2 separate regions of the Homo sapiens genome follow, and region 1 is linked to region 2. Evidence: read pairs that join two places in POLR2A ChIA-PET (ENCODE). Cell type or tissue: IMR-90. All regions are shown on one strand. Links, peaks and the distances in the headings refer to the core of each region. The heading gives the core; the rest is flanking DNA. Region 1 overlaps ME1 (malic enzyme 1). Region 2 overlaps ME1 (malic enzyme 1).

Region 1 (16,287 bases), core at 6,752-10,751, 54 kb before region 2:
TATAGTTTCTGCAGATGTATAGCCCATAGTGTTGTCTTATATGATGAGGGTGTCAGTTTTAATTGATGTTTAATTTGTGAAATAGCAGCAAGAAAAGAAGCTTAAAAAGAATAAATGTAAAAAGAAACCTTCCCAAAGCTAATACTCCTTTAACCAAAAATGTTCTCGTTGTATAGTACAGATTATAATTATACTATCAAAGGAGAGGTTAATATAATGAAACTTTCATATTGTTCTTGCTTTATAAATTTTCTCTAGTTTTAAATCTACCTGGCTTTTTTCATGTATCTATTTTAATTATATACTGTATGGTATGGTAATTTTGCTTGATTAAGCTATAAGTACTTCAATAACTCAGTGATTGTAAAATGAGCCTAAGTTGTTTATGGAAAAGAAACATGGTTTCACAGCCAGTTTTAATAACTGCAAATTAAATTTTTAATGCTTGAAATAAGACTGTGGCACTGTCTTAGTCAATTTGGGCTGCTATGATAAACTACCATAAACTGGGTACTTTATCAGTGACAGAAATTCATTTCTCACAGTTCTGGGGAGGCTGGGAAGTCTGAGAGCAGGGTGTCAGCGTGGTTGCTTTCCAGTAAGGACCCTCTTCTGGGTTGTAGACTGCCAGCTTCCTGTTATTTCCTCACGTTGCAGAAAGCAGAGAGCTCTCTGGGGTCCCTTTTATAAAGGGCACTAATCATATGGCCTAAATCACCTCCCAAAGGCCCCATCTCCTAATACCATCATATTGGGGGTCAGGATTTCAAAATACATGAATTTTGGGGGACACATTCAGTCTGTTGCAGGAACTTTCAATAGTTTAATGCTATTCTACTTGTTATTTGACAATTATAATGTAAACTGTCAGTTGATTCAGTGCCCAGAGGTTAGTAGACATGCCTTGCTGTCCTAGGTCCTCTCACTCTGAGATGTGTGGAGCTAGCCTTTTTTCATGGACCAGAATGGGAGTTTCTGGGAAGGGGTGAGAGGCAGTCCTAAACCTTTAGGTAGTCCTGGATACTAGAGCTGCCCAGGTGAACCAGAACTATTTTTAATTGGATTTGCCTTTTTTAAATTAAACTACTTTAGAATCCTTAGGAATATCTAGGAAACTTTTGAAAACCAGGGAATATTTTTGGCTTATAGTTCTGGTTTAGCATGTGACTTTTATTTTTTATTTTGTTATAATTGTCTGTATTTCTAGAAATTCTCTTAAACATCAAATAGTTGATGTTTAAGAGGGCAACTAGCTTTTAATGCTTCCAGAAAAGTGATCATTTTAATGTTAAATATTAAAAACATTTTCACTATTTATCTATGGTAATAAGCCTTTGATTTTGATTTATACTTATTCTGTAATATTATTTGGTCCATTTATTTCATTTCCCTTGAAACTGGCTTACCCCTACTTTAAGGTATGAGAAAAAGAAATACATGGTGTAATTTTTTTCAAAGATATGAAACAAGTCAGATGGAATGTCTGGACTAATTCAAGTCTTAACTGTTACCTCAGTTGATTTTGTAGTTAAAGATAATTATTTATTAAAAGTGGATTTTTATTTATTATAGAGATATAGATGATGATTTCTTAAATTATGAATTTAAACTAATTATTTTTTCCAAGCAGAATAAAAGTTATTTTTATGAAAATGTATATATGACTTGTGCTAAATAGGAGTGAGGTAGAGTATTCTATATCTTAAGTACTGGAAATTCAGTGAGTGCCCAGAAGTAGTTTAAAATACCAAACTGTCTTCTTTCCTAAGCATTGCCTTAATGAGGAAAAATTTGGAGAATGGAAAAAATGTAGACATGTTTCTAACATCAGTTCTTTACATCAAGATCTAAGGGTTGTCTAAATTTGTGCGTAGACGTATAAATCTTCAAGGCAGTGAAACTTATCTTTTACTGTAAAATGCCATTAAAAATATAAAGTAACAGTTCATCGGCTCTCCATATTCATCTAGAGATTTTAAATGTGGAAAACTTGAATGGAAATTTAGTTTAGGATCCAAAAATAACTTTTGTACAATCTGTGTGGTACGTTCAGGTGTTTTGACTTAAGTTTACACATAGCATATGGAGAATTAAGAAAAATTGCCAAGTTTTATCTCAGGTGGTATTTATGGCAGTCTATTAATTTGGGCATTATTTCCTCATCTTTAAAAAGAGTATTTGTTTTTAAGGAAGATTATAAATCTCACTGTTCTTTACTAAAAATAAAGAATTTTTAAAAAGGAGGCATAGTTCTTATATCACTTTGCATCCTCTACCCAAATCACATCTCGAATATTGTATTTAGTTTTGCATACCATGGTTTTGAAGTGTCATTGATATCCAGAGAAAGTGACAATAACAGTGACAGTTACTGAAAACTTGTCATGTGAGAAACAGTTGGTGGAAATAGGAATGTTTAGCTTAAAAGGAAAGACTTGATAGTTAAGCCTTCAATTATTTGAAAGATGTTCATATAGAAGAAAGTGTATGCTTGCATGGCATAGCCTCAGAATGTAGAACTTAATCACTAGATGAGGTGTAAAGCCACATACCCACAACCAGGTCATCTTTGACAAAGTCAACAATAACAAACAATGGAGAAAGGACTCCCTATTCAATAAATGGTGCTAGGATAACTGGCTAGCAACATGTAGAATATTGAAACAGAATCCCTTCCTTTCACAATTAACTCAAGATAGATTAAAGGCTTAAATGTAAAACCTAAAACTATAAAACACTAGAAGAAAACTTAAGAAATACCATTCTGGACATTGGCCTTGGCAAATAATTTATGACTAAGTTCCCAAAAGCAACTGCAACAAAAACGAAAAAAGGACCCTAATTAAAGAGCTTCTGCACAGCAAAAGAAACTATTAAAAGAATAAACAGACAACCTACAGATTGGGAGAAAATATTCACAAACTATGCATCTGACAAAGCTCTAATATCCAGAATCTATTAATATAAGGAACTTAAATTTACAAGCAAAAACCAAACAATCCCATTAAAAAGTGGGCAAAAAACAGACACTTCTCAAAAGAAGACATGAAAAACTGTTCAACATCAGTAATCATCAGAGAAGTGCAAATCAAAACCACAGTGAGATACCATCTCACACCAGTCACAATGACTATTATTAAAAAGTTAAAAAAAATCAGATGTTGGTGAGGTTACAAAGAAAAGAAATGCTCGTACACTGCTGGTGGGAATGTAAATTATTTTAGCCACTGTAGAAAGCAGTTTGGAGATTTCTCAAATAACTGAAAACTGAACTACCATTCAACCCAGCAATCCCATTATTGGGTATATACCCAAAGGAAAATAAACCATTCGACCAAAAAGACACATGCACTGGTATGTTCGTTGTAGCATTATTCACAATAGCAAAGACATGGAATCAACCTAGATGCCCACCAGCAGTGGATTGGATAAAGAAAATGTGGTGCGTATACACATAGAATACTACACAGCCATAAAAAGAATGAAATCATGTACTTTGCAGCAACATGGGTGCAGCAAATTGTCAATTTTAACTCAATACTATATGTTTTATTGTATATTTTGTAATAATATTTTATCTTTGCTATGGTAAAATTTATAAAATAGTTGATAGAAGGATTCCAAATTAAATGTTATCTACTTAAATCCTTAAGGATATCAAATTTTATTTTTTTCTAAGCAAAGAAGTTTCTCATTTAACAGTATAAACCCTGATCTTAATATGATTGGTGGCTGAATTAATGGCATTTATAATAATTTGGAGAATATCATATTTTACAAAAATAGTGCTGCCTTGTGAAATAAAACATTTTCACTATGAAATGAGGTAATTTATTTTAAAAGCTGAAAATGTGCAAGTATATTATTTCCCTCTTTAAATAAGTTCATTTTTATTGTCAACGTGCCAAATAAATGCCATCTGCCTGATGAGATCAGTGTTACCTTAGGATTCTTTCCAGTGCTTTTTACCATGAAAAGTACTTTGGAGTTTATCAGAACAACAGTCTATTTATACTTAATTAATTGGGTGCTTGTACTAGTTTTAAAGTGAATAAATGAAGAAGAGGTTATATAAAATTATTTTCTGTACATTTTGAGTCCACATTTATTTGGAAACAATAGTTGAGCTGTGATATGTAGAGATTGAGTCAGTAACATTTGCTATTTGTTGATTTTTAAAACCTGCTCATTTTATAATGTAAAACAATCATTCAGAGGAAAGTATCACCAGATAGTAAGTGCCAGAGTTGGGGCTTGAACTTGTTTTCTTCCTCCTAATACTTTGCATTAGTAAGAGTCCTCCAGAGAAAAAAAACCAATAGTATATATGTGTGTGTGTATGTATGTATGTATATGTGTGTATATGTATGTGTGTATACATTTTAAGGAGTTGTCCCATGAGGCTCGCAAGTCTAAAATCTGCAGTTTGAGTCTGAAGACAGTCTGCTGGCAGAATTTCCTCTTTTTCGGGGGAGGTCAGTCTTTTTTAATAAGATTTCAGCTGACTGGATGAGGCCCATACACATTGTGGAAGGTAATCTGTTTTATTCAGAATCTACTGATTTAAATATTAGTATCATCTAAAAACTACCTTCATGGAAACATTTAGAATGTTTGACCAAACATCTGGGTACTATGCCTAGCTAGGTTGACACATGAAAATAGCCAATACATATTCCTAGACCAATCTTGAGTCTTCTTATCTTAGATTGATTATGTTTTCCAACTCTACTCTGAGTTGCTCAGAGAAGCAGCACTCTTATCATGTAGCTCCTTGGACCTTTCCCTATTGATTAATATGTGTTCTGATTTTCAAAAGGTAAAATGATGTATTATGTTTGTTAATTAAGATTATTTTCTCAAATACTGGAGTGTTTACTTGTGAAGAGTTTCATATATTGCTTTTCAGAGGAGCTTAATTCTAGCAGATATTTCTTAGGAATATTGCTCTACTATGGTTTCACTTTTAAAAGTTCCTAATACTGACTGGATTAATTATAGTAATTTAACATTTAAACCTAATTTTAGAAATTGTCAGATAATATTATTGACCATTCAATTCTTCCGGAAGATTCTTGCTTTTTCTTCCCAACCTTGCCATTTCTTTACAGTCTTTTAAATTATTGACTATGCTTATTATTTCCCTTCTCCTTCCTTCCTTTACCAGAAATTTATTGAGCGTCCACTGCATGCCAGGCACTTTACCAAGCATTGAGAATAGGTAAATAAAGACTTAATTTCTGCATTTGTGGAATTTACAGGTAATATTCAAGTGAACAAAGAAATACATGAGTACTGTTTGTGTTATGAAGGAAATGAACAGAGGACAATGATAAACAATAACAGGGGATTTCCTTTCACAGTATAGTTAGGGAAGTGCCTGTAAGGAGATAGTTTAGGCTGCCGCTTGAAGGATAAGGAAGCAGCTTGTGAAAATCAGGGAAAAAAAAAAGGAAAAAATAAAAACCTTTGAGCCTGAGGGGATAGCTTGTTCAAAAGATCTGGGACTGGGGAGGTGGCATGAGATGAAGTTTGAGGTAGACAGCAGTCTCATGCAGGGTGTGTGGGTCATGATAGAGTTTCATTATAAAGCTTAATCCATTTAAAAAGCCATTGAATATTCAAAGTAGACAGCATCTAACTAAAGTTTTAAAAGATTACTCTGGCTGCCATGTGGATAAAATATTAGAAATGAGAGCTAGAATGGAATGGAAAGGGCACTAAGAAGACTTGCAGTATTGGATCCCTTTCCAATTCTTAATTGCTTTGAATGCACTTGATCCTCTTAAGATATGGAGCAAGGAAATCAAGAAAAGCTGTAAGCTAACAGAGTTGCCAATAGCAGCAACCAGTTCACATGGGAATAATTCCACAGTCTTGTAGTCCTGTACTGATGGCTATAGGTAGGTGAGGTGATAGGGATATGGACACACAGCATGTAGGTATATACACAGACTCTAAATACATCAGCTGGAGATAAGAAGGTCTCCTGTACATAAGACTTTCTCAAGCTTGCAGTAAGCTGAGATTGCACCACTGCACTCCAGCCTGGGCAACAGAGCGAGACTCCGTCTCAAAAAAAAAAAAAAAGAATTTCTTAAGCTTGCAGGCTTAATATAGTTCATTTTATTTATAGCCCAAGTCAATCACCTCACTATCTTGTCCTTTACTCACTGTACAAATCCATCCTGAACCAATCCTTTCTTGCCCTCCCAGAAGAGCCAATTAGATCATGTTCTATGAAGCCAGTAAGTATTGTTCATTTCATTTCTGTGCACCTATTTTTTAATTAAAATATTATTAATGTGGGGGTGGAGTGCTATAATTCTGCCTGCACAGTTCAATTTCGGCTGGGCCTTCTGCTCCTCAGTGTTTCATTCCAGCTGTGTTTTTGGCTCATCTCACTCTTGCAGTTACAAGAATGTAAACACTCTGCAGCCTTATCCTCCTTATCTCAGATATTTCTCTCCATGTTCCCCATGAATTCATTGGTTCAGCTTTTTATTTCCATGAACTATATCTAATACATTTCCTTTCTTCAATTATTTCCTTCTTAATCTGTTCAGCTAACTGCAGTGATCCATTCCACCCACTAAAATGTTGGTTCTTGCCAAGGTTTTATTCTGGGTTCTATTTTCTTTTTATTCTATATATTCTCTTAGTCACATGTAATTGGAGAATTTCCAAGTCAATATTTGTAGCCTAGATTTCTTTTCCTAAGATTATTACTCGTATTTTCAACTACTAAGTAGCTCATCTTAATATGGCAAACAACTACTTCCACTTACCCACTCCCCAGCCTAACATCCCAGGCTCCCAGGTTTTCTAACATTGTAAGGTGCAACATCATTCATTCAGTTACTAAAGCAAACACCTCAGAGATAATCAGGATTTTTTCCCCTTCCTTTCCCTTTTTGAGCATTAGAAATTGTATCCCTTAATTATCTATTGAGTCTCTTTTGTCCTTTCAATCCCCATTGCCACTTTTTTTTAGCTAGGTTCTTCTTGTTTCTTTCCTGGACTACTACTGCATATTTACCCTTGAAGACTGTCAAAAGGGAGTGGATTTTCAAAAAGATATATCTAATTATGTCATTCTCCTGACTAAAATAACTGAATGGCTCCCCATTTCCCCCATGATAAAATTCAAACTCTTTAGCATGATATTCAAGGATTTTTGTAATTTGACTTCTTTGCCTGCTTCTCTGTCATCTCTTTCCTATTCCTCCCACTCATGTCCCTACCCCAAGTTGAATGCCCTCGAAATCCCCTGGGCATTTTCACAATCTATTTCATATTGATGGTGTAGTAACTGACTTTCTTTTCTATCTACTGACTGATTTTTTTCTTGAGGGTAGCAACTCTGTATCTTTCAGCTATACCCCTGAACTTAGTAGAATTAGCAATTTTTGTTAAGTGAATAAATGGGCAATAAACTATGACAAACATTGCCAGCCTTGTATGTGCTTTGGACCTGAAGAGGGTTGGTTTGAATCCCTCCATTTCTTCTTACTAAATGTCTCATCTGAACTTTAGTTTCCTCTTCTGTAAAATGAGTATTGTTACTTTGTTTAAGTAAAATGTTCCCTCTTAAACCTTTCTTTTGACAAGAGGTATATAGAACTTAAAAACTGATTTATCTACAATTCAAATGTACGTACAGTTCTCAAATATCAAATTCTTTCTTATAAAGCAGAAGTTTCTACGTATTGAAACTTAGTTTGAAACGTGATTACAGAAATTATCATTGGAACATAATTGGTTTAATGTTATAACATGTATTTAGTAATATATAATAATGGAAAAGGATGGATGTCATCTGACTCATCAACTAAAAAAATAATTTTAAGAACTGGATTTCAAAAAACCAAGCAAATGTAAATTATGTATTATAAATATCATTAATGAAGATATTTCTAAGACACTAACAAATCAAGATTCATATAAAAATTACTGAAAACGGTGTTTACAAGCATTCATAGAATGCAAAGGAAGCTATTATGTTATTCTGTCTCACGACTAGTATATCATATTTAGTACCTTAAAGGAAATACAAGTATTTCTGAAGACAGGTGGAAAGTGTTAAATCTAAGTGATAATTTAAACTATATAAAGTTTCTCAAGAAAGTCCTCACCCAGAAAACAATCTATTTTATATTGGGGAGTTCTTTCTTTTTCACATGAGCAGATGAGGTCACTAATTTTTCTAGTAAGATAAATAAGATACTGATGTTGTAGATTTCTTTTTGCAAAGATTATTTCTTTACCAAATTTAGCTTGTGACTTATCTTGCAGTTATAAGACATTCCTAACATGTGACTGTTAAAGTCTTGGAGATGGTAGTATGGTTTCTTTATTACTTTTCATTATTTCTCATGCAACAAAATAGAGCAGAGTTTATTTTAAAATGTGAAAAGTTACACTAATGAAATTCATTTTATTAGTGTTGAAAATAAGGAAGTAATTAGAGCATTTCTATAATAAATAAGTAACCATCATGAGCAATGCCAAAGAATATATTGAACTGTTTTCTTCTTGCTTTTATTTGGAAATGAGGTACATGCTAGAAAACAATACAAAACAAAAACCTCAAGCAATCCCAGAGGGCAGTCTTCTTTAGTTTGTACCCAGAGAAAACCACTAATGACTATGGTAGGAAGAATTCCTTGTGGTTGGAAAACAGATGAACAAGTTGCTGAAAGTCTCATTTATGTATTAAGCCAGTTCAGTCAGTTTGAGAGTTACATGAAGGATTTCTGTTGTCCAAGTATCTGCTAACTGCCACATTGAATTGGTTAAAAAAAAAAAAAAAAGAGGAAGAAAGAAAAAACCTTCCCTCTCATGTCTTCTCCAATCAATGGACAAATATAAATATCTGAATAAAGAAGATACCTTCTAGTTTGATACTTTAACAATATAGCAAACTGTCTTCGGCAAAGATTATTTCTGACTCATTCAACCTGATTTACAGGCATATGTAACTTTCATTGTATCTAGTTTTTGTCAGGGTCTATATGAGAAAAAAATACCAAGTAGAGAAAATTCTTTTATATCTTTCATTGAAACTGTGGTTAGAAACAATGTCTACAATGTTGTTCAATGTGCTTTATATAAAGACCCATTTGATAAATTCCTCTCAAAATCAAAGAAATGCCTTTTTTTCTTCTTTCTCTCTTGCTAGAATTGAGAACTAATTCAGTTTTTCCTATTGAGCTTTGCCTATATACTATTTTATGCTCAATTATAGTAGTTTTCTTTAGAACATCTTTTTCCTGTCTTTTCCCCACCCCCCCATTGTATTAATTATTTTTAATGAATGAGTCTTGCAAACACACATTTTAGATAGTTGTTAGCCCTTGAGTTCCTCCTAGGCTCAGTGGAGGGCTCGTGTCCTTTAAAAAAAATAATCTGACCCACTTTAGCAGAGTCTCACACTTTCTTCCTCCCCTGGGTATGGGGCACCTTACTGCAGCTCAGAGAAAACAGAGTAAATCTTGCCTGTCTTCTGGATCTCTGTGGTTCCTCTCATTTTTCTATGGTTTGAATAATTTCATGATTTTACTGAATCTGTGACTTTATTAATTATTGCCTCAAACCTTTTTAAATTTATTTGAATCCACTAGCAATTTATTTTAGTTTAAATGGAAAAAAAAGATCACAAACTAAAACCATAATTTGAGTCTTTGTTTTTTAAAAATACTTTCTAAACACCAATCCCTTTGCCTTCCCAGCTATGAACATAGTTAATTAGCAAGATCTTGGGGAAATCTGAAGGCTGAGATCCCAAAGGCTTCATATACATTTTTTTTCAAATAATTATTTACCAACCTAGTACCTCTCCCTTTTAAATTAAATTATTATATTATATATTTGGGAGTTTAAAAGTTTAAGTTATTTTGATTGCCAGTATGCTGCCAAATATTGGGTTAAATTTAAGTATTTCCAAAAACTATGCTCTCAAGTCTGCAATTGCATGTTTGAGAGTGACTGGTAATTTCATCAATGCCAGATGATTATCATTCCTCTTTCTGAAAAGACATTTTTGATAGAAAGTTGTTTTTTTCTTTCTTATTACTAAATGTCAAAGAGTTTTGTTTAGCAGTGTCACTTAATTCTTAGAACTGTTTCCAAGTCATGTGCCAAAAAACATGTAGAGATATATTATGGAAACTTATTTTTAATTGATGTGCCAGTTGACAACTAGATTATATTCTCCTTCAAAATTGTTGAAAGCAAAGAATTAGAAGCCACTTGAATTTCAAAAGGATTTGTTACCCCATCATCATAATCATCACTTTTTAAATTTCTGAAAACTGTCTCCAAAAGTCTTTACCAAGATTTTTCAAATGGTCTAATATCTGTTATTTTTTCACTTAAAGTCATTTAATCTGAGATACTTATAAAGGGTTGGGAAAATTAAAATATTAGTTTTGATACATTTCCACAGTATAAACTTTTTCAGTATGAAATGTGTGTATCTTACACTTTTGTCATAAACTTGAAGTTACAGATTTCATTCCTTGATGTATTGGAAAATACTTGCCATGTAACCTCATTGGCCCAAACAGTCCTCTTTATCAAATCTTACAGGTGAATTAGACTTACTTTCTGCCAGAAAAATTCTGACTTCATTTTTCAATCAAAATGTGTTAATATTTCTTTTTTGAATTTTTTTTTTTTTTTTGTGAGACAGGGTCTGGTTCTGTCGCCTGGGCTGGAGTTCAGTGGTGCATTCTCAGGGCACTGCAGCCTCTGCCTCCCATGTTCAGGTGATTCTCCTGCCTCAGTCTCCCAAGAAGCTGGGATTATAGGCGTCCGCCACCACACCCAGCTAATTTTTTTTTTTTTTTGACAGAGATGGAGTTTCGCCACGTTGGCCAGGTTGGTCTCGGATTCCTGGCCTTGGGGGATCAGCCCGCCTTGGCCTCCCAAAGTGCTGGGATTACAGGTGTGAGCTACTGCACCCGGCCTCTTTTTTTCTTTTTTTTTTTTTTTGACAGAGTTTCACTCTTGTTGCCCAGGCTGGAGTGCAATGGCACAATCTTGGCTCACCACAACCTCCAGCTCCCAGGTTCAAGTGATTCTCCTGCCTCAGTCTCCTAAGTAGCTGGAATCACAGGCATGCGCCACCACACCTAGCTAATTTTGCATTTTAGTAGAGATGGGGTTTCACCATGTTGCCCAGGCTGGTCTTGAACTCCTGACCTCAGGCGATTCACCTACCTCAGGCTCCCAAAGTGTTGGCATGAGCCATCGTGCTCAGCCCTGGCCTCTTTTTTTAAATATTATAAACACCACTGAGAAATAATTTATAGAACACAGCTTATATGATTAATAAAAATCATAATGTCAAGATTAACATGATGCAGATATAATTAAATGATTTATCTATTTAAAAATTATAAAACAAGATAATTGTTTCTCATTTGTTAATTTGTAATAAAGCAGTATAATATATAGCAGAAACTACAAGTTATTTATGAACTAGAGAGTATGAAACACTTCCAAGTATGATATTACTTGGAAGTACGTATGTATGCATATATTAAGTTCTGGTGTTGGGCATTTAGAAATAACATACACAATTCAATTAATGTAATCCATTACATAAACAGAAACAATGACAAAAACCACATGATTATTTCAATAGATGCAGAAAAGGCCTTTGATAAAATGCAACATCTCTTCCTGTTAAAAACTCTCAACAAACTAAGTATTGATGGAACATATCTCAAAATAATAAGAGCCATTTATGACACACCCACAGCCATTATCATACTGAATGCACAAAAGCTGGAAGCATTCCCTTTGAAAACTGGCATGAGACAAGGATGCCCACTGTAACCACTCCTATTCAACATAGTATTGGAAGTTCTGGCCAGGGCAATCAGGAAAGAGAAAGAAATAAAAGGTATTCAGATAAGAAGAGAGGAAGTCAAACTGTCTCTGTTTGCAGATGACATGATCCTATATCTAGAAAACCCCAAGGTCTCAGCCCAAAAGTTCCTTAAGCTGGTAAGCAACTGCAGCAAAGTCTCAGGATACCAAATCAATGTGCAAAAATCACAAGCATTCCTATACACCAACAATAGACAAGCAGAGAGCCAAATCATGAATTAACTCCCATTCACAATTGCTACAAAGAATAAAATACCCGGGAATACAGCTAACAAGGGATGCGAAGGACCTCTTCAAGGAGAACTACAAACCACTGCTCGAGGAGATAAGAGAGGACACAAACAAATGGAAAAACATTCCATCCTCATGGATAGGAAGAATCAATATTGTGAAAATGGCCATACTGCCCAAAGTAATTTATAGATTCAATGCTATTCCCATCAAACTACCATTGACATTCTTCACAGAATTAGAAAAACTACTTTAAATTTCATATGGAATCAAAGAAGACCCCATATAGCCAAGGCAATCCCAAGCAAAAAGAATGAAGCCAGAGGCCTCATGCTACCTGACTTCAAACTATGCTACAAGGCTATGGTAACAACAACAGCATAGTGCTAGTACCAAAACAGACACATAGACCAATGGAACAGAATAGAGACCTCAGAAATAAGACCACACATCTCTAACTATCTGATCTTTGACAAACCTGACAAAAACAAGCAATGGGGAAAGGAATTCCTATTTAATAAATGGTGCTGGGAAAACTGGGTACCCATATGCAGAAAACTGAAACTGGACCCCTTCCTTATACCTTACACAAAAATTATCTCAAGATGGCTGAAATACTTAAATGTAAAACCAAAAACCATGAAAACTCTAGAAGAAAATCTAGGTAATACCATTCAGGACATAGGCATGTGCAAAGATTTTATGATGAAATTGCCAAAAGCAATTGCAACATTGCTAAAATTGACAAATGGGATCTACTTAAACTAAAGAGCTTCTGCACAGCAAAAGAAACTGTCATCAGAATGAACAGGCAACCTCCAGAATGGGAGAAAATTTTTGCAATCTACCATCTGACAAAGGTCTAATATCCAGAATTTACAAGAAACTTAAATTTACAAGAAAAAAACAAACAACCCCATCAAAAAGTGGGCAAAGGACGTGAACAGACACTTCTCAAAGGAAGACATTTATGTGGCCAACAAACATATGAAAAAAGCTCAACATCACTGATTGTTAGAGAAATGCAAATCAAAACCACAATAAGAAACTACCTCACACCTGTCAGAATGGTGATTATTAAAAAGTCAAGAAACAAGAGATGCTGGTGAGGCTGTGGAGAAATAGGAATGCTTTTACATTGTTCGTGGGAATGTAAATTAGTTCAACCATTATGGAAGACAGTGTGGTGATTCCTCCAAGGTCTAGAACCAGAAATACCATTTGACCCAGCAATCCCTTTTCTGGATATATACCTAAAGGAATATAAATCATTCTATTATAAAGATACATGCACACATATGTTTATTGCAGCACTATGGTCATCAATGACCCAACCCAAATGGTCATCAATGATAGACTGGATAATGAAAATGTGGTACATATTACACCATGGAATAGTATGCAGCCATAAAAACGAATGAGATAATGGCCTTTTCAGGGACATGGATGAAGCTGGAAGCCATCATCCTCAGCAAACTAACACAGGAACAGAAAACCAAACACCGCATATTCTCATTTATAAGTAGGAGTTGAACAATGAGAACACATGGACACAGGGAGGGGAACAACACACACCAGGGCCTGTGGGGGGTGAGGGGAAGGAGATCAGGACAAATAGCTAGTGCATGCAGGGCTTAATACCTAGATGACAGGTCGATAGATGCAGCAAGCCACCGTGGCACACATTTACCTATGTAACAAACCTGCATGTTCTGTACACATGTATCCCAGATCCTAAAGTAAAATAAAATTTAAATTAAAATAAATTTAACAAATTAATTTTGTTAAATATAATGATCAAACTTTCTATGTATTTAATGAAAGATAAAAATACACATTGCTGGCTGGGTGCGGTGGCTCACGCCTGTAATCCCAGCACTTTTGGAGGCTGAGGTGGGCGGAGTTCGAGACCAGCCTGGCCAGCAGGTGAAACCCCATCTCTACTAAAAATACAAAATTAGCTGGGCTTGTTGGCACCTACCTGTAGTCCCAGCTACTGGGGAGGCTGAGGCAGGAGCATCGCTTAAACCCGGGAGGTACGGGTTGCAGTGAGCTGAGATCGCACCACTGCACTCCAGCCTGGGCGATGAAGTGAGACTCTTCAGAAGAAAAAAAAACAAATACATGTTACTAAAAATGCTTGGTTTGGTGGTCTGTCAATAATTTGGCCTTTGGACAAAGATACAGGAAATATGAAACATTTGATAAAATAAATTAATATGAGGGTTATTTAACAGGAATAAATGCTCGAATTTAATAAAGTGTTATCTAATATCTAACTGAAGGATGGAACTTTTATTTGAATGAAAATAACATGAAATTTTTATCTGCAGGTTTTAGCCAGTATATCTGGGAATATTTAGTAGTTTTGGAAAGTATTCTATTTATGTTAAAACATTCAACATCACTAAACATTTACTTATTTCAGCTGTTTGAATATTTCTTTCTTTCCGGTGGACATAGCATAACCATTGTGAATAGCTGGAAATGTATGCTTTTTGTCAAATATGTGAGGGAAAAAGCCATTTTCAACATATGGTTCTTTTGCCTTACTTTCATGAGTGTCTCCCTCAACAGTGAAGCCATCTCCCACTGGTCTACTCTACATTGTCTGAATTCAGAACTAAAAATACCCTCATTCTAGTGTTAGAGTTTACCTGTAACAGGAATATGTGAAAAACCAGATAAAGCACACGTTAGCAGGCCTTACCTGGTCGTGTAAGTTACCTCACCAAATCCAGTAAAATCCCAAAGGTTTTTACACCTCGGGACAATGCCAATAGCAACTTGAGATAGATAATTTGGTGTCTTTCTTTTGTAAGAGAGAAGAAAGTCTAGTATTAAAGCAGCTAGGGAATGGAGAATCCACATGAGTGGATCAATCTTGGAGAACCACACTAGGTCTTGGCAGATCAAATTTAGGAAAGAGAGATATGAAAGGTAAATATCTAGAAATTGATTAAATTAAAACTGTTGATGCTTTTGTTGTCCTAGGAAAGTCTCTCAAACCATACCCCAGTCAGTCTTGGGGTTCCAAGAGTAAATGTTTGAAGAGAGAGGAAGTGGAAGCTGATAGTTCTTAAGAATTGGTTGGAAACTGGCACAGCCTTACTTCTGTCATATTTTATGGGTCAAAGCAGTTACAGAGGCTGTCTGAAATTAAGGAGAAGACATCGACCCCACTTCTCTACGGGAGAAGTGTCAAAGGATTTGTGATCATCTTTAATATGCCTCAGCTACTATTTGCTAGACACTGTATTAGGTCATTGGAATAAAATAATGAATACAATAGACATAATGGTTTGTTGCATGAAGCATATGATCTAACAGAGGAGACAAACAAGCAATTATAATATTGCGTGATAAACACTATGATAAGAGAATATAGGGTGCCATGGAATCATACAGGAGGGGCCCCTAAACCAGAGAGAACTGGAATTCAGGCACAACACCCCAAAGGAAGTACCCTGAGAACTCTATTCTGAACCAAGTCTTATTGATATGATAATAGTACAGCTATAATTTTTGAAAACATATTTCTCACTCGTGCTAGACTTGAAGGAAACTAGTGACAGATTTTCAGTAGTAGCATAAATTTGAATTTGTGCAGAGGTGATCTAGATCTGAGGGAAAATGGGCATTATTTGGTTTATAGAGTAGAATTGAAGGGATCGTTTTCTTAGTACCCAGCAGTAGCAACCTCCCCTGGAAAATTCTTTGGAAAACTGCCTCATATCAGAAGAATTTGCTTGAACTGTATTTGGCAGTATACCAAGTCTGTCTGTATGGCTTATATTTTTCTGTTGATACATTTTCTTTTCTCTGAAAAGGAAAAACCCGGCAACAAGGCCTGTGAACAAACAGCAGTTTTTCTGTTTAGGTTTATATAGGCCTATTCCTACAGTTTTCAGCATATGCATGTGAGTCTCTGTCAGTTTTCCAAAACATTAGAATAGGAAATGAGACTGATTGATTGAATAGTTTGATCAGTTAGTTTTGGGTTTAGATACACTAATCTGCAAGAATGTAGACTTCCAATGTAAAGATCAGCAAAGGGAAAGACTTCTGGATAAAGGCTAAGTCAAGGCTGTAGGATTTACTTTAGTAGCAGTTTGAAAGGAACTTGAAAATAAAACTTCAACTAAGAAGCTATTGCTC
Region 2 (16,287 bases), core at 7,172-11,171:
TCCGTCACCCCTTTCTTTGACTCGGAAAAGGAACTCCCTGACCCCTTGCGCTTCCCAGGTGAGGCAATGCCTCGACCTGCTTCGGCTCGCGCACGGTGCACGCACACACTGGCCTGCGCCCACTGTCTGGCACTCCCTAGTGAGAAGAACCCGGTACCTCAGATGGAAATGCAGAAATCACCCGTCTTCTGCGTCGCTCACGCTGGGAGCTGTAGACCAGAGCTGTTCCTATTCGGCCATCTTGGCTCCTCCCCCCCTGACTTGGAGTTTTATATCAGTATTTCACATTTCTAAGCAAAGAAATAGTTACATATTATTTGGTTAATCAGAATAATTAATTTTGGGGCAAGTATTTTTTTTCTAAAAACTGATCAAGGTGTGTTGTATTTATTAAGCAAAATATGTTTTCATCTTTGACTCAATTTGCCCTTAATTTTATTGACTTTCGGGCTACACATATCAACTGTATTCCGTTAGCAATACAGTGCTGTTCAGGATAAAAATAGAAGTTGTTTAAGATTCTGGATTAACTTTTCTGTTGCTTAAAATAGATAGAAATGCTCCAACATATTACTTTCTCCATTTGAGCTCTTGGAGTTCAAAATATGTTAGTAATATTGTAACCTGTAAAACATCCTAATCTAAATTTTTATGGTCTTTAACTCATAATGTGTGTGAAGAATAGAAAAATATTTGGAATCAACTGAGTTGCTACTCATAATGTTCTTATTTTATTCATTCTGACATTTTGTATTTTTTGTATTTATTCTTTCACTGCTGCTTTACTGAGAAGACAGGAAGGAAAACTTAATTATGACTGAGTCTATGAGTTCATTTAAAATGTAATGGTGTTTTTATGTAGTGGCAGTTTCACATATGGAAAACTGATTTTAGTCAAAATGTTCCTGTAGTACTAATTTTTAATCTTAATTGCTTTTTTGAATCTCTGCATATTTTACACTTAATAATAAAAATATAGAAACTGCTTGATAATATCACTTAGTTTCTTATCCAGAATAACCTAGCAAATTTTAATAAAAGTAAATCCCCTTTAAATACAAATTATAAATGTTTTCCTCTTTTATCATACCTACATGTACTGGATAGTAATGAAAATAGAAATGGAATTAGCTGCCAGTTAATAAGACAGTCTTCACTTGCCATAAAGATACACTTGCCTGACTGCTTTTAAGCTTCTGCAGCTTTCAACTAAAGGAAATTTAAGGAACTAAGATGCCAAAACAGAAGTACACAGAAGTACTTGGCTAAAAAATATTCTTATTTTTTTATTTTTATTTTTTATTTTAATAGCCTTAAGGGTACAAGTGGTTTTTGGTTACACGGATGAATTATATAATGGTGAACTCTGAGCTTTTAGTGTACCCATCACCTGAAAAACATTGTACCCAATAGGTAATTTTTTATCCTTTACCTACCTCCTACCCTCCTCCCATCTGAGTCTCCAGTGTCCATTATACTGCTTTGTATACTCCTATGTACCCATAGCTTAACTCCCACTTATAAGTGAAAATATGCAGTATTTGGTCTTCCATTCCTAAGTTATTTCATTTAGGTTAATAGCCTCCAGTTTCATCCAAGTGGCTGCAAAGGACATTGTTTTATCCTTTCTTATGACTGAGTGGTATACTATGATATATATGTGAAAATTTTCTTTATCCACTCATTGGTTGATGGGCACTTGAGGTTGATTTCATATCTTCGCAATTGTGGATTGTGCTGTGATAAACATACATGTGCAGGTGTCTTTTTGATATAATGGCTTCTTTTCCTTTGGGTGGATACCCAGTAGTGGGATTGCTGGATTGAATAGTAGATCTACTTTATGTTCTTTGAGAAATCGCCATGTTGTTTTCCATAGATGATATACTAATTTACATTCTCAATAACAGTGTATAAGTTTTCCCTTTTCACCACATGGTGCCAACATCTATTGTTTTTTTTGACTTTAAAATAATGGCCATTTTGATTTTGTTTAGATGGAAAATACTCTTATTCTTTAAGTTAATAATACTAAGTATTAAATTAGGTAGGGTGTTTGTGTTTATATTTTCATCTCATCTTTCCTCTGTTATTTCACAGTCCATATTTTCTTTAATTGTGAAGCAGTTGCTATATAAAGTTTACTTGTTACGTGAAGTAAATTTTCTTTAGAACATGTCATGTTTAATTCCTTCTTTTTTTGCTGTTGCCAAATCTTTTCATAGAAATTATGTTGATTATATGTCTGTTTTTCTTGTATATGACTAATATTGAGGCTTGCTATTTGACTAAAAATAATTTGAGTAGATGTTCCTTGTGTTCCCTTCCTGCTTGTTTGGACATTATTATGTCTTAAAGAACCTTTTCATACGTTATATGGGATATTCTTTTTTTTAGGGTTATTGTAACAAAGAGCCATAGACTAGGTGGCTTAACTGACAGAAATTTATTTTCTCACAGTTCTGGGGGCTGGAAGTCCAAGATCAATGTGTTGGTAGGGTTGGTTTCTTCTGTGGTTTGTGTCCTTGACTTGTAGATGCCCGTCTTCCTCTGGTGTCTTCATACAGTTTTTCTTCTGTGTATGTCTGTATCCTAATTTCCTCTTCTTTTTTTTTTTTTTTTGAGATGGAGTCTTGCTCTGTTGCCCAGGCTGGAGTGCAGTGGCATGATCTCAGCTCACTGCAACCTCCGCCTCCCGGGTTCAAGCAATTCTCTGCCTCAGCCTCCTGAGTAGCTGGGATTACAGGCGCCCACCACCACGCCCGACTAATTTTTGTATATTTAGTAGAGATGGGTTTCACCATCTTGGCCAGGCTGGTCTTAAACTCCGGACCTCGTGATCCACCCGCCTCAGCCTCCCAAAGTGCTGGGATTACAGACGTGAGCCACCGCACCCGGCCAATTTCCTCTTCTTAAAAGGACCAGTCATATTGGATTAGGGCCCACTCTAATGACCTCATTCAACTTAATTACTTCTTTAAATACTCTGTCTCCAAATACGTCACATTCTGAGGTACTGGGATTAGGGATTCAACATATGAATTTGGGGGCAACACCTTTCAACCCATAGCACATGATCAGTCCTCAAGAGGTCACGGGCAGAATGAGTAGGAGAATGTGATTTCTGCGTATTCTTTGCTTATTAAACCATTGCTCCAGGTCTCAGCTTTTCTGTGTCTAGTTTTATGTTTAGTCTGGCCTCTGGTTGATGTGTACAGTGTACCCTTGCCACTTCAGACAAGTGATCCTGTATTGGAATGAATACCAGTCATCATTAGTAAAGCCAGGGGAGAGAAGAAAATTCTCAACTCCCAGGAGTTTGGCTTGGAGTTTCATTTGCTTGCTCTTTGTGGTCTCATTTTGCCCCACCCTCTCTAAATTAGAAGATCTTAATAGATTTTATCAAGAATTTATTTATCTGTTTCCTGAGACACTACACTAGTGCCTTGGGAAAGAGAATGGGGTCTTTCTTTAGTTTGATTTTATGCACACTATAACTAGCAGGAACTCCTTGAAATTTTTATGTAAATTTTAGAAATACTGATTGTATAGAACAAAATGGAAAATTTATTTAAATGAGACAGAAACCTAGTAGGAAGTAGAATGGTTTTATTTTAACTTAATAATACAAGTTCGAAATAACTTAATAATACAAGTTCTCACCACTTCAGAATTATCAGGGGCATGTGTTAAGAATGCAGAATTTTGCACCCTGCTCCAGACATACTGAATCACAACTAAATTTTAATCATTTTTATTTCTAGCACTTTTTAATAATCATGCCAGCTCATATGCATGCTGACATTTTAGTGGTACTGGTTTTAGACTCTTACCTGAATGTGATGGTTACTTTGCTTATTCTTATTGATGACATGAGGCAACAAAACAGCAAAAGTTATATATTATTTATTTATAGAATCCATAACAAAAAATGAGAAATGGTAACAAAGAAAATAATTTTCTGTAGATTATAAATTGAGTTTAAAAATAAATGCTAGAATGAGGAATAGTTACATCAGTATAGAAGATAAAGGTGTATAATGTTCTTAATATTTAAAGAATACTTTCAGGTCAGTAAGAGAATATTAGACTAGGCTCAGTGACTCACACCTGTAATCCCAACACTTTAGGAGGTGAAGTGAGAGGATCACTTGAGCCCAGGAGTTCAAGACCAGCCTGGGCAACATAAGCAAGACCTTGTCTCTGCAAAAATTAAAATAAAATTAGCCAGGTATGGTGCCTGTAGTCCTAGTTACTTGGGAGGCCAAGGTGGGAGGATTCCTTGAGTCTCGGAGTTCGAGGCTATAGTGAGCTGTCTATGATCATGCCACTGCACTCCAGGATAGACAACAGAGTGAGAACTTGTCTCTAAAAAATAATTTTAAAAGAAGACATAAAAAAAGAGAACACTTTAAAGTAAGTAAGAAAATGTGAAATCTCCACTATACAAATTGCCTAAGGACATATGGACACAGATAATTTACAAATGAAGAAATAAAAATGGTCAATAAACTTATGAAAAAATGCACAACAGTAATATAAAAGGAATATAAATGAATGCTGCTTGAGAACAGTTTTGTGCCTATGTGCCACACAGAGACACACATATAGCAGGTACAGATATGAATTTATTGTTACTTCTTATATATTTATATGTATATTTCATGATATAGGCATGATATGAAAAGATACCTTATTTGAGACTGCAACAAAATAGACATACTTATTATATACCACTGGAGGTGTGATGAGGTGCTGTTAATTTATTCATACATTCTAGGAGAGCAGAGTACCAGTACAGATGTTTGTCTATTGACACGAAAGCTTTCATCATATATTCCTTTGTGAAAAGAGGTTAAAATATACTCTATGCTATCATCCCAAATTTGGACAGATAATCTTATATATGCATAGATACAAAGAAAAGGACCTGGAAGAATATACATCAAGGTGCTAATGTTGGGTAGTTCTGAATGGGTAGAGATTATTGGTATTCTTTGGTTTTAATTTTACTTTTCAGTGCTCTCAAACATTTCTGATAAACAAATATTGCTTTTGTGATGAGAAAAATACTTATAATATTAAGATAATATTTTTAAATTCTCAGACACGTCAGATTGTAAAGATAGAAATGTGGGAGACAAAAACAAGGTGAGATTTGATAGTGATTACTATTAACTTCAAATAAATAGATGCTTCAGTTATAAATTCTGAAGGGTGCAGAATTGAGATAATGTGAATAGTAAGATCATTAGTATAATTACCAATATATACCCTCCTTATCTCCTTTTTTTGAGCTCTCTTATATTTCCATATGTCTTATTCCTTACTTTTGCCCCAGTCTTTTTCCTTTTCTCAGGCTTGTAAATTTTCATAAGTCTTCAGTGGCACCACATGCATTTAGTGTAACACCTAGTGCTAAAGAAGTTCCACCCTTTTTTAAGTGCTTCCTTAATACCAAGTATTTATTCTCTAACAGTGATCTATTGAGTGTTTGCTCCTGACCATAAGAAGTTTTTAATCCAGTAAATTAATATCACTTCTGTGCCAGTCTACTTTGTCTGTGGAACCATTATCAAAACTGAATAATGTTGTTAAATTGCTTTTTGTAGATACTAATTTTTTTGTCAGCCAAATCTCTGAGAATGCACTAATTATTCAAGCCTTGATTATCTTAATTAAAATTATGAAATTAAAAAAACTAATTTTTAACAGGGACATTATTATGATTGGAAGAATTTTTTTATATACTTTAAGTTCTGGGATATATGTGCAGAACATGCAGCTTTGTTACATAGGTATACATGTGCCATGGTGGTTTGCTGCACTCATCAACCCGTCATCCACATTAGGTATTTCCTAATGCTATCCCTCCCCTTGCCTTCCACCCCCTGACATGCCCCGCTGTGTGATGTTCCCCTCCCTGTGTCCATGTGTTCTCATTGTTCAGTTCCCACTTATGAGTGAGAACATGCGGTGTTTGGTTTTCTGTTCCTGTGTTAGTTTGCTGAGAATGATGGTTTCCAGCTTCATCCATGTCCCTGCAAAGGACGTGAACTCATTCTTTTATATGGCTACATAGTATTCCATGGTGTATATGTGCCACATTTTCTTTATCCAGTCTAACATTGATGGGCATTTGGATTGGTTCCAAGTCTTTGCTGTTGTGAACAGTGCTGCAATAAACATACGTGTGCATGTGTCTTTATCATAGAATGATTTATAATCTTTCAGGGGACCTGCCCCAAAAATCACGTAGGTTCTTTTCTATTTTCCTAAGCATCGGCTGGCTTGAGAAATAAAGGGACAGAGTACAGAAGAGAGAAATTTTAAAGCTGGGCATCCGGGGGAGACATCACATGTTGGTAGGATCCGTGATGCCCCAAAAGCCACAAAAACCAGCAAGTTTTTATTAGGGATTTTCAAAAGGGGAGGGAGTATGCAAATAGGTGTGGGTGACAGACATCAAGTACTTAACAGGGTAATAGAATATCACAAGGCAAGTGGAGACAGGGTGAGATCACAGGACCACAGGACCGAGGCGAAATTAAAATTGCTAATGAAGTTTCGGGCACCATTGTCATTGATAACATCTTATCAGGAGACAGGGTTTTGAGATCAACTGGTCTGACCAAAATTTGTTAGGCGGGAATTTCCTCTTCCTAATAAGCCTGAGAGCGCTATGGGAGACTGGAGTCTATTTCATCTCTGCAGACTCAACCATAAGAGACAGGTGTGCCCCGGGGGGGCCAGTTCAGAGACCTACCCCTAGGTGCGCATTCTCTTTCTCAGGGATATTCCATGCTGAGAAAAAGAATTCGGTGATATTTCTCCCATTCGCTTTTGAAAGAAGAGAAATATGCCTCTGTTCTGCCCAGCTCACCAATGGTCAGAGTTTAAGGTTATCTCTCTTATTCCCTGAACAATTGCTGTTATCCTGTTCTTTTTTCAAGGTGCTCAGATTTCATATTGCTCAAACACACATGCTGTGCTGTACAATTTGTGCAGTTAACGCAATTATTACAGGGTCCTGAGGTGACATACATCCTTCTTAGCTGACAGGATTAAGAGATTAAAGCAAAGATAGGCATAGGAAATCACAAGGGTATTGATTGGGGAAGTGATAAGTGTCCATGAAATCTTTACAATTTGTGTTTAGAGATTGCAGTAAAGACAGGCATAAGAAATTATAAAAGTATCAATTTGGGGAACTAATAAATGTCTATAAAATCTTCACAATCCACGTTCTTCTGTCATGGCTTCAGCCGGTCCCTCTGTTTGGGGTCCCTGACTTCCCGCAACAATAATCCTTTGGGTATATACCCAGTAATGGGATTGCTGGGTCAAATGATTTTTCTATTTCTAGATCCTTGAGGAGTCGCCACACTGTCTTCCATAGTGGTTGAACTAATTTACACTCCCACCAACAGTGTGTAAAAGCATTTCTATTTCTCCATATCCTCTCCAGCATCTGTTGTTTCCTGACTTTTTAACAATTACCATTCCAAAAGGCATGAGATGATATCTCATTGTGGTTCTGATTGGCATTTCTCTAATGACCAGTGATGATGAGCTTTTTTTTATGTTTTTTGGCCACATACATGCCTTCTTTTGAAAATGTCTGTTCATATCCTTTGCCCACTTTCTGATGGAGTGTTTTGGTTTTTTCTTGTAAATTTAAGTTCCTTGTAGATTCTGGATATTAGCCCATTGTCAGATGGATAGATTGCAAAAATTTCTCCCATTCTGTAGGTTGCCTGTTCACTCAGATGATAGTTTCCTTTGCTGTGCAGAAGCTCTTTAGTTTAATTAGATCCCATTTGTCAATTTTGCTTTTGTTGCCATTGCTTTTGGTGTTTTAGTCATGAAATATTTGCCCATGCCTATGGCCTGAATGGTATTCCCAAGGTTTTCTTCTAGGGTTTTTATAGTTTTAGGTGTTATGTTTAAATCTTTAATCCATATTGAGTTAATTTTTGTATAAGTTGTAAGGAAAGGGGTCCAGTTTCAGTTTTCTGCCAGTTTTCCCAACACCATTTATTAAATAGGGAATCCTTTCCCCGTTGCTTGTTTTTGTCAGGTTTGTGAAAGATCATATAGTTGTAGATGTGTGGTGTTATTTCTGAGGCCTCTGTTCTGTTCCATTGGTCTATATATCTGTTTTGGTTCCAATACCATGCTGTTTGGGTTACTGTAGCCTTGTAGTATAGTTTGAAGTCAGGTAGCATGATGCCTCCAGCTTTGTTTTTTTTTTTTTTTGTTTGCTTCGTTTTTTTGTGTTTTTTTTGCTTAGGATTGTCTGGGCTATATGGGCTCTTTTTTGGTTCCATATGAAATTTAAAGTAGTTTTTTCTAATTCTGTGAAGGAGGTCAGTGGTAGTTTGATGGGAATAACATTGAATCTATAAATTACTTTGGGCCCTATGGTCAGTTTCATGATATTGACTCTTCCTATCCATGAGCATGGAAGGTTTTTCCATTTGTTTGTGTCCTCTCTTATTTCCTCGAGCAGTGGTTTGTAGTTTTTCTTGAAGAGGTCCTTCACATCCCTTGTTAACTGTATTCCTAGGTACTTTATTCTCTTAGTAGCAATTGTGAATGGGAGTTCACTCATGATTTGGCTCTCTATTTGCTTATTATTGGTATATAGGAATGCTTGTGATTTTTGTATATTGATTTTGCATCCTGAGATTTTGCTGAAGTTGCCTATCAGCTTAAGGAGTTTTTGTGCTGAGACAATGGGGTTTTCTAAATATACAATCATGTCGTCTGCAAAGAGAGACAATTTGACTTCTTCTTTTCCTATTGGAATACCCTTTATTTCTTTCTCTTGCCTGATTGCCCTGGCCAGACCTTCCAATACTATGTTGAATAGGAGTGGTGAGAGAGGGCATCCTTGTCTTGTGCCAGTTTTGAAAGGGAATGCTTCCAGCTTTTGTCCATTCAGTATGATATTGGCTGTGGGTTTAGCATAAATAGCTCTTATTATTTTGAGATATGTTTCATCAATACCTAGTTTATTGAGTGTTTTTAGCATGAAGGGTTGTTGAATTTTATTGAAGGCCTTTTCTGCATCTATTGAGATAATCATGTGGTTTTTGTTATTGGTTCTGTTTATGTGATGGATTACATTTATTGATTCGCATATGTTGAACCAGCCTTGCATCCCAGGGATGAAGCCCACTTGATCATGGTGGATAAGTTTTGATGTGCTGCTGGATTCGGTTTGCAAGTATTTTATTGAGGACTTTTGTGTCAATGTTCGTCAGAGATATTGGCCTGAAATTTTCTTGTTTTGTTGTGTCTCTGCCAGGTTTTGGTATCAGGATGATGCTGATGTGATAAAATGAGTTAGAGAGGAGCCCTTCTTTTTCTATTGTTTGGAATAGTTTCAGAAGGAATGGTACCAGCTCCTCTTTCTTTGTACCTCTGTTAGAATACGGCTGTGAATCCATCTCGTCCTGGGCTTTTTTTTTTTTTTTTTTTTTTTTGGTTGGTAGGCTATTAATTAATACCACAGTTTTAGAACTTGTTATTGGTCTATTCGGGGATTCGACTTCTTCCTAGTTTAGTCTTGGGAGGCTGTATGTGTGCAGGAATTTATCCATTTCTTCTAGATATTCTAGGTTATTTACTAGTTTATTTGTAGAGGTGTTTGTAGTATTCTCTGATGGTAGTTTGTATTTCTGTGGGATCAGTGGTGATCTCCCCTTTATCATTTTTTTATTGTTTCTATTTGATTCTTCTCTCTTTTCTTCTTTATTAGTCTGGCTAGCAGTCTATTTTGTTAATCTTTTCAAAAAACCAGCTCCTGGATTCATTCATTTTTTTAAGGGTTTTTCATGTCTTTATCTCCTTCAGTTCTGCTCTGATCTTAGTTATTTCTCATCTTCTGCTTGATTTTGAATTTGTTTGCTCTTGCTTCTCTAGTTCTTTTAATTGTGATGTTAGGGTGTCAATTTTAGATCTTTCCCCCTTTCTCCTGTGGGCATTTAGTGCTATAAATTTCCCTCTAAATACTGCTTTAGCTGTGTCCCAGAGATTCTGGCACATTGTGTCTTTGTTCTCATTGGTTTCAAAGAACTTATTTATTTCTGCCTTAATTTCATTACTTACCCAGTAGTCGTTCAGGAGCAGGTTGTTCAGTTTCCATGTAGTTGTGCAGTTTTGAGTGAGTTTATTAATCTTGAGTTCTAATTTGATTGCACTGTGGTCTGAGAGTGTGTTTGTTATGATTTCCTTTCTTTTGCATGTGCTGAAGAGTGTTTTCCCTCTAATTGTGGGGTCAATTTTAGAATAAGTGCTGTGTGGTGCTAAGAAGAATGTATACTCTGTTGATTTGGGATGGAGAGTTCTGTAGATGTCTATTAGGTAGGCTTGGTCCAAAGCTGAGTTCAAGTCCTGAATATCTGTGTTAATTTTCTGTCTTGTTGATCTGCCTAATATTGCCAGTGGGGTGTTAAAGTCTTCCACTATTATTTTGTGGGAGTCTAGGTCTTTTTGTAGGTCTCTATGAACTTGCTTTATGAACCTGGGTGCTCCTGTATTGGTGCATATGTATTTAGGATACTTAGTTCTTCTTGTTGAATTGATCCCTTTACCATTATGTAATAGCCTTCTTTGTCTCTTTTGATCTTTATTTGTTTAAACTCTGTTTTATCAGAGACCAGAATTGCAACCTCTGGGGTTTTTTTTTTGTTTTTTGTTTGTTTGTTTGTTTTTGTTTTGCTTCCCATTTGCTTGGTAAATCTTCCTCCATCCCTTTATTTTGAGCCTATGTGTGTCTTTGCATGTGAGATAAGTCTCCTGAATACAGCACACTGATGGGTATTGACTCTTTATCCTGTTTGCCAGTCTGTGTCTGGCAAACTGGGGCATTTAGCCCATTTACATTTAAGGTTAATATTGTTGTTTGAATTTGCTCCTGTCATTATTATGCTAGCTGGTTATTTTGCCCATTAGTTGATACAGTTTCCTCATAATGTCAATGGTCTTTACATTTTGGTTTGTTTTTGTAGTGCCTGTCCCGGTTTTTCCTTTCCATATTCAGTGCTTCCTTCAGGAGCTCTTGTAAGGCAGGTCTGGTGGTGACAAAATCCCTCAGCATTTGCTTGTCTGTAAAGGATTTTATTTCTCCTTCACTTATGAAGCTTATCTTGGCTGTATATGAAATTCTGGGTTGAAAATTCTTTTCTTTAAGAATGTTGAATGTTGGCCCCCACTCTCTTCGGGCTTGCAGAATTTCTGCAGAGAGATCCACTGTTAGTCTGATGGGCTTCCCTTTGTGGATAACCCAACCCTTCTCTCTCACTGCCCTTAAATTTTTTTCTTCATTTCAACGATGGTGGATCTGACGATTATGCATCTTGGGGTTGCTTTTGTCGAGGAGTATCTTTGTGGTGTTCTCTGTATTTCCTGAATTTGAGTGTTGGCCTGTCTTGTGAGTTTGGGGAAGTTCTCTTGGATAATATCCTGAAGAGTGTTTTCCAACTTGGTTCCATTCTCCCCATCACTTTCAGGTACACCAACCAAACGTCAGTTTGGCCTTTTCACATAGTCCCATATTTCTTGGAAGTTTTCTTCATTCCTTTTCATTATTTTTTCTCTAATCTTGTCTTCAAACTTTATTTCATTAAGTTGATCTTCAATCTCAGATATCCTCTCTTCTACTTGATTGATTCAGCTATTGATACTTGTGTATGCTTCATGAAGTTCTTGTGCTGTGTTTTTCAGGTCCATCAGGTCATTTATGTTCTTCTCTAATCTGGTTATTCTAGTTAGCAATTCCTCTAACCTTTTATCAAGGTTCTTAGCTTCCTTGCATTGAGTTAGAACATGCTCCTTTAGCTCAGAGAAGTTTGTTATTACCCACCTTCTGAAGCCTACTTTTGTCAATTAGTCAAACTCATTCTCCATCCAGTTTTATTCCCTTGCTGGTGAGGAGTTGTGATCCTTTGGAGGAGAAGAGTTATTCTGGTTTTTGGAATTTTCAGCCTTTTTGTGCTGGTTTTTGCTGATCTTCATGGATTTATCTACCTTTGGTCTTCCCTGTTGGTGACCTTCGCGTGGGGTTTTTGCATGGTTGTCCTTTTTGTTGATGTTCATGCTCTTCCTTTCTGTTTGTTAGTTTTCCTTCTAAGAGTCAGTCCCCTCTTCTGCAGGTCTGCTGGAGTTTGCTGGAGGTCCACTCCAGTCCCTGTTTACCTTAGTGTCACCAGCGGAGGCTGCAGAACAGCAAAGATTGCTGCCTGTTCCTTCCTCTGGCAGCTTCCCCCAAGAGGGGCACCTGCCAGATGCCAGCCGGAGCTCTCCTGTATGAGGTGTCTGTTGACCCTTGCTGGGAGGTGTCTCTCCGTCAGGAGGCACAAGAATCAGGGACCCACTTGAGGAGGCAGTCTGTTTCTTAGCAGAGCTCAAATGCTGTGCTGGGAGATGTGCTGCTCTCTTCAGAGCTGTCAGGCTGGAAAGTTTAAGTCTGCTGAAGCTGTGCGCACAGCTGCCCTTTGCCTCAGGTGTTCTGTCCCAGGGAGATAGGAGTTTTATCTATAAGACCCTGACTGGGGCTGCTGCTTTTCTTTCAGAGATGCCCTGCCCAGAGAGGAGGAATCTAGAGAGGCAGTTTGGCTATAGTGGCTTTGTGGTGCTGTGGTGGGCTTCACCCAGTCCAAACTTCCCAGTGGCTTTATTTACACTGTGAGGGGAAAACTGCCTACTCGAGCCTCAGTAATGATGGACATCCCTCCCCACACCAAGCTCGAGTGTCCCAGGTCTGACTGCTGTGCTGGCAGCAAGAATTTCAAGCCAGTGGATCTTAGCTTGCTGGGCTCCATAGGGATGGAATCTGCTGAGCAAGACCAGTTGGCTCCTTAGCTTCAGCCCCCTTTTCAGGGGTGTGAATGGTTCTGTCTCGCTGGCATTCTAGGTGCCACTGGGGTATGGAAAAAAAACTCCTGCAGCTAGCTTGGTGTCTGCCCAAATGACCACCCAGTTTTGTGCTTGAAACCCAGGGCTGTTGTGGTGTAAGCACCCAAGGGAATCTCCTGGTCTGTGGGTTGTGAAGACCATGGGGAAAAGTGTTGTATCTGAGCCAGAGTGCATAGTCGCTCAGGGCAGGGTCCCTCACAGCTTCCCTTGGCTAGGGGAGGGAGTTCCCTAACCCCCTGCGCTTCCTGGGTGCAGCGATGCCCCACCCTGCTTCTCCTTGCCCTCTGTGGGCTGTACCCACTGTCTAACCCATCCCAATGAGATGAACCGGGTACCTCAATTGGAAATGCAGAAATCACCCACCTTCTGCATTGGTCTTGCTGGGAGCTGCAGACCGGAGCTGTTCCTATTTGGTCATCTTACCTGGGAATCGATAATTTTTTAACTTTCTGATTTACTTCAGAATCTCTATCTTGTTCATAAATCTTTGTAATCGACTACATTGTAGTCAGACTTCTTTATGGTGTATACTTTAATTATTAACATGGGAAAGGAGGGAGAAAAGAGAAGGGGAAACGTAGCATTTTTTTCTCAATTGTGTAATTTTTCTAATTCACATTTTAGAAGTCTAAATATATTCTAGACATGGAGAAAGTATTTTAATTCTGGCAGCCATTAGTAGCACATTGGCACTTCAACTTCAGCTGCTCAGAAGCCTGCCAGTAATTGTTTAAAGTTTTTATGCCTTAAGGAACAGCTGCAGTTTACAGCGGCACTTGATTTCAGATTTTACATTTCATCTGAAATATATTTATATGATATAACTTGTTAACTTTCAGCTAGCTGGAAATCCTTAACTCTTCTTATGCAATACATTATAAGTAAGATATATTGGCCAAACCAAGACAATTTCACAACGACAGAGGGTGCCATTACTAATTACAACAGGACAACAAGTGTGAAGAACTGGGCTATAATTTCTGTTGCCTGTAAGTAAACTCCTCTTCAGATTATTCTTAACATCTGAAGGTTTAACCTTCTTAACATCACCCTCTCAGTGGCTTAAAACAATTACTGTTTTATTAATGTTTATGATTCTGTTGGCTGGCAGTTTGGACTGGAATGGCTAGGAAGGCTAGGATGCCTGGCACAGCTGGACCTTTCTCCACATCAGTTCTCATTCTTCAGAAATTGGTCACATTCCACATATAAAATATGCTTATCACCATCCTAGGATTTCAAAAGTTTCATCCCACTAATAGCAACAGGTCCAAAGTTCAAGAAATTGTCATCTAAATCTGATCTAGATGCAAATGAGGTTTCTTGGGTTTTGCTCCTTGGTGGAACTCATTTCTGTGTTCCCACATATCAAACATACAACGGTGAGGCAGGGACAGAATAACCACCATCAACATTCTCATTCATAGCTGGAGGAGTAGGAATCATATGGCTCTAAATGGTACATAGCAATTCTGAAATCTAACTGGGCACATGTTGCCAGGCCACCTACATGGGGAAGAGAAGGGAATATTCTTTGAATAGGGCCCATTAAGTTTCCTCAGGGTGGTTCTGTAGTTCATTGTTCTTTTTTGGGCTTTTGGTTTTGCCTTCTGGGTTCTTGGCTGTGTCCTCTGAGATATCCTTCCTCTTTCATAAGAAATGATCTGTATTAGCAGCTGAATAACTTTCTCAGTCTGCTTCCTGACTACAGAAAATTGGGGACCCAGAGAATTATTTTCATTTGAAGTGTCTCTGTCTTAATAATCCAAGATAGTGCCATACCCTTAAAAACTCTTTAGGCCTTCTCTGTTATCAGATTATACTCTACTCAATTTGACAGAGGCTCCATTCACAATTCTTTCAAAATAGGCCTCCTTCCTATGTTGGCTGGCATGTCAGAGTGATGCGGGACCAGTTCCTTTTTTGTTTTTTTTCCTATCTTTTTATTTTTTATTTTTATTTTATTTTATTTTTTTTATTATTATACTTTAAGTTTTAGGGTACATGTGCACATTGTGCAGGTTAGTTACATACATATACATGTGCCATGCTGGTGCGCTGCACCCACTAACTCGTCATCTAGCATTAGGTATATCTCCCAATGCTATCCCTCCCCCCTCCCCTGACCCCACAACAGTCCCCAGAGTGTGATGTTCCCCTTCCTGTGTCCATGTGTTCTCATTGTTCAGTTCCCACCTATGAGTGAGAACATGCGGTGTTTGGTTTTTTGTTCTTGCAATAGTTTACTGAGAATGATGATTTCCAATTTCATCCATGTCCCTACAAAGGACATGAACTCATCATTTTTTATGGCTGCATAGTATTCCATGGTGTATATGTGCCACATTTTCTTAATCCAGTCTATCATTGTTGGACATTTGGGTTGGTTCCAAGTCTTTGCTATTGTGAATAATGCCGCAATAAACATACGTGTGCATGTGTCTTTATAGCAGCATGATTTATAGTCCTTTGGGTATATACCCAGTAATGGGATTGCTGGGTCAAATGGTATTTCTAGTTCTAGATCCCTGAGGAATCGCCACACTGACTTCCACAATGGTTGAACTAGTTTACAGTCCCACCAACAGTGTAAAAGTGTTCCTATTTCTCCACATCCTCTCCAGCACCTGTTGTTTCCTGACTTTTTAATGATTGCCATTCTAACTGGTGTGAGATGGTATCTCATTGTGGTTTTGATTTGCATTTCTCTGATGGCCAGTGATGATGAGCATTTTTTCATGTGTTTTTTGGCTGCATAAATGTCTTCTTTTGAGAAGTGTCTGTTCATATCCTTCGCCCACTTTTTGATGGGGTTGTTTGTTTTTTTCTTGTAAATTTGTTTGAGTTCATTGTAGATTCTGGATATTAGCCCTTTGTCAGATGAGTAGGTTGCAAAAATTTTCTCCCATTTTGTAGGTTGCCTGTTCACTCTGTTGGTAGTTTCTTTTGCTGTGCAGAAGCTCTTTAGTTTAATTAGATCCCATTTGTCAATTTTGTCTTTTGTTGCCATTGCTTTTGGTGTTTTAGACATGAAGTCCTTGCCCATGCCTATGTCCTGAATGGTAATGCCTAGGTTTTCTTCTAGGGTTTTTATGGTTTTAGGTCTAATGTTTAAGTCTTTAATCCATCTTGAATTGATTTTTGTATAAGGTGTAAGGAAGGGATCCAGTTTCAGCTTTCTACATATGGCTAGCCAGTTTTCCCAGCACCATTTATTTAATAGGGAATCCTTTCCCCATTTCTTGTTTTTCTCAGGTTTGTCAAAGATCAGATAGTTGTAGATATGTGGCGTTATTTCTGAGGGCTCTGTTCTGTTCCGTTGATCTATATCTCTGTTTTGGTACCAGTACCATGCTGTTTTGG

Evidence for each region. Peaks named below come from ENCODE experiments on the same cell type or tissue, not always from the same donor. Only the 100,000 strongest peaks of a DNase experiment are listed, where the experiment ranks them.
Region 1: POLR2A ChIA-PET joins it to region 2 with 9 read pairs; 2 of 35 experiments call an interaction of 5 or more read pairs at or near these places.

The regions. Positions count from the first base shown.
Region 1 is chr6:83,371,202-83,387,488 of GRCh38, reverse strand. The region is part of intron 3 of ME1 (malic enzyme 1); the gene reads left to right. Among named protein-coding and RNA genes, the nearest start is that of ME1, 52 kb to the left of the region's middle. In IMR-90, for the core only: no CTCF peak of the experiment used is centred there; DNase peaks (open chromatin) are centred at 8,288 and 8,658; H3K27ac peaks cover 1,069 bases.
Region 2 is chr6:83,317,921-83,334,207 of GRCh38, reverse strand. All of the region lies in intron 5 of ME1 (malic enzyme 1), which reads left to right. Among named protein-coding and RNA genes, the nearest start is that of ME1, 100 kb to the left of the region's middle. In IMR-90, for the core only: no CTCF peak of the experiment used is centred there; no DNase peak of the experiment used is centred there.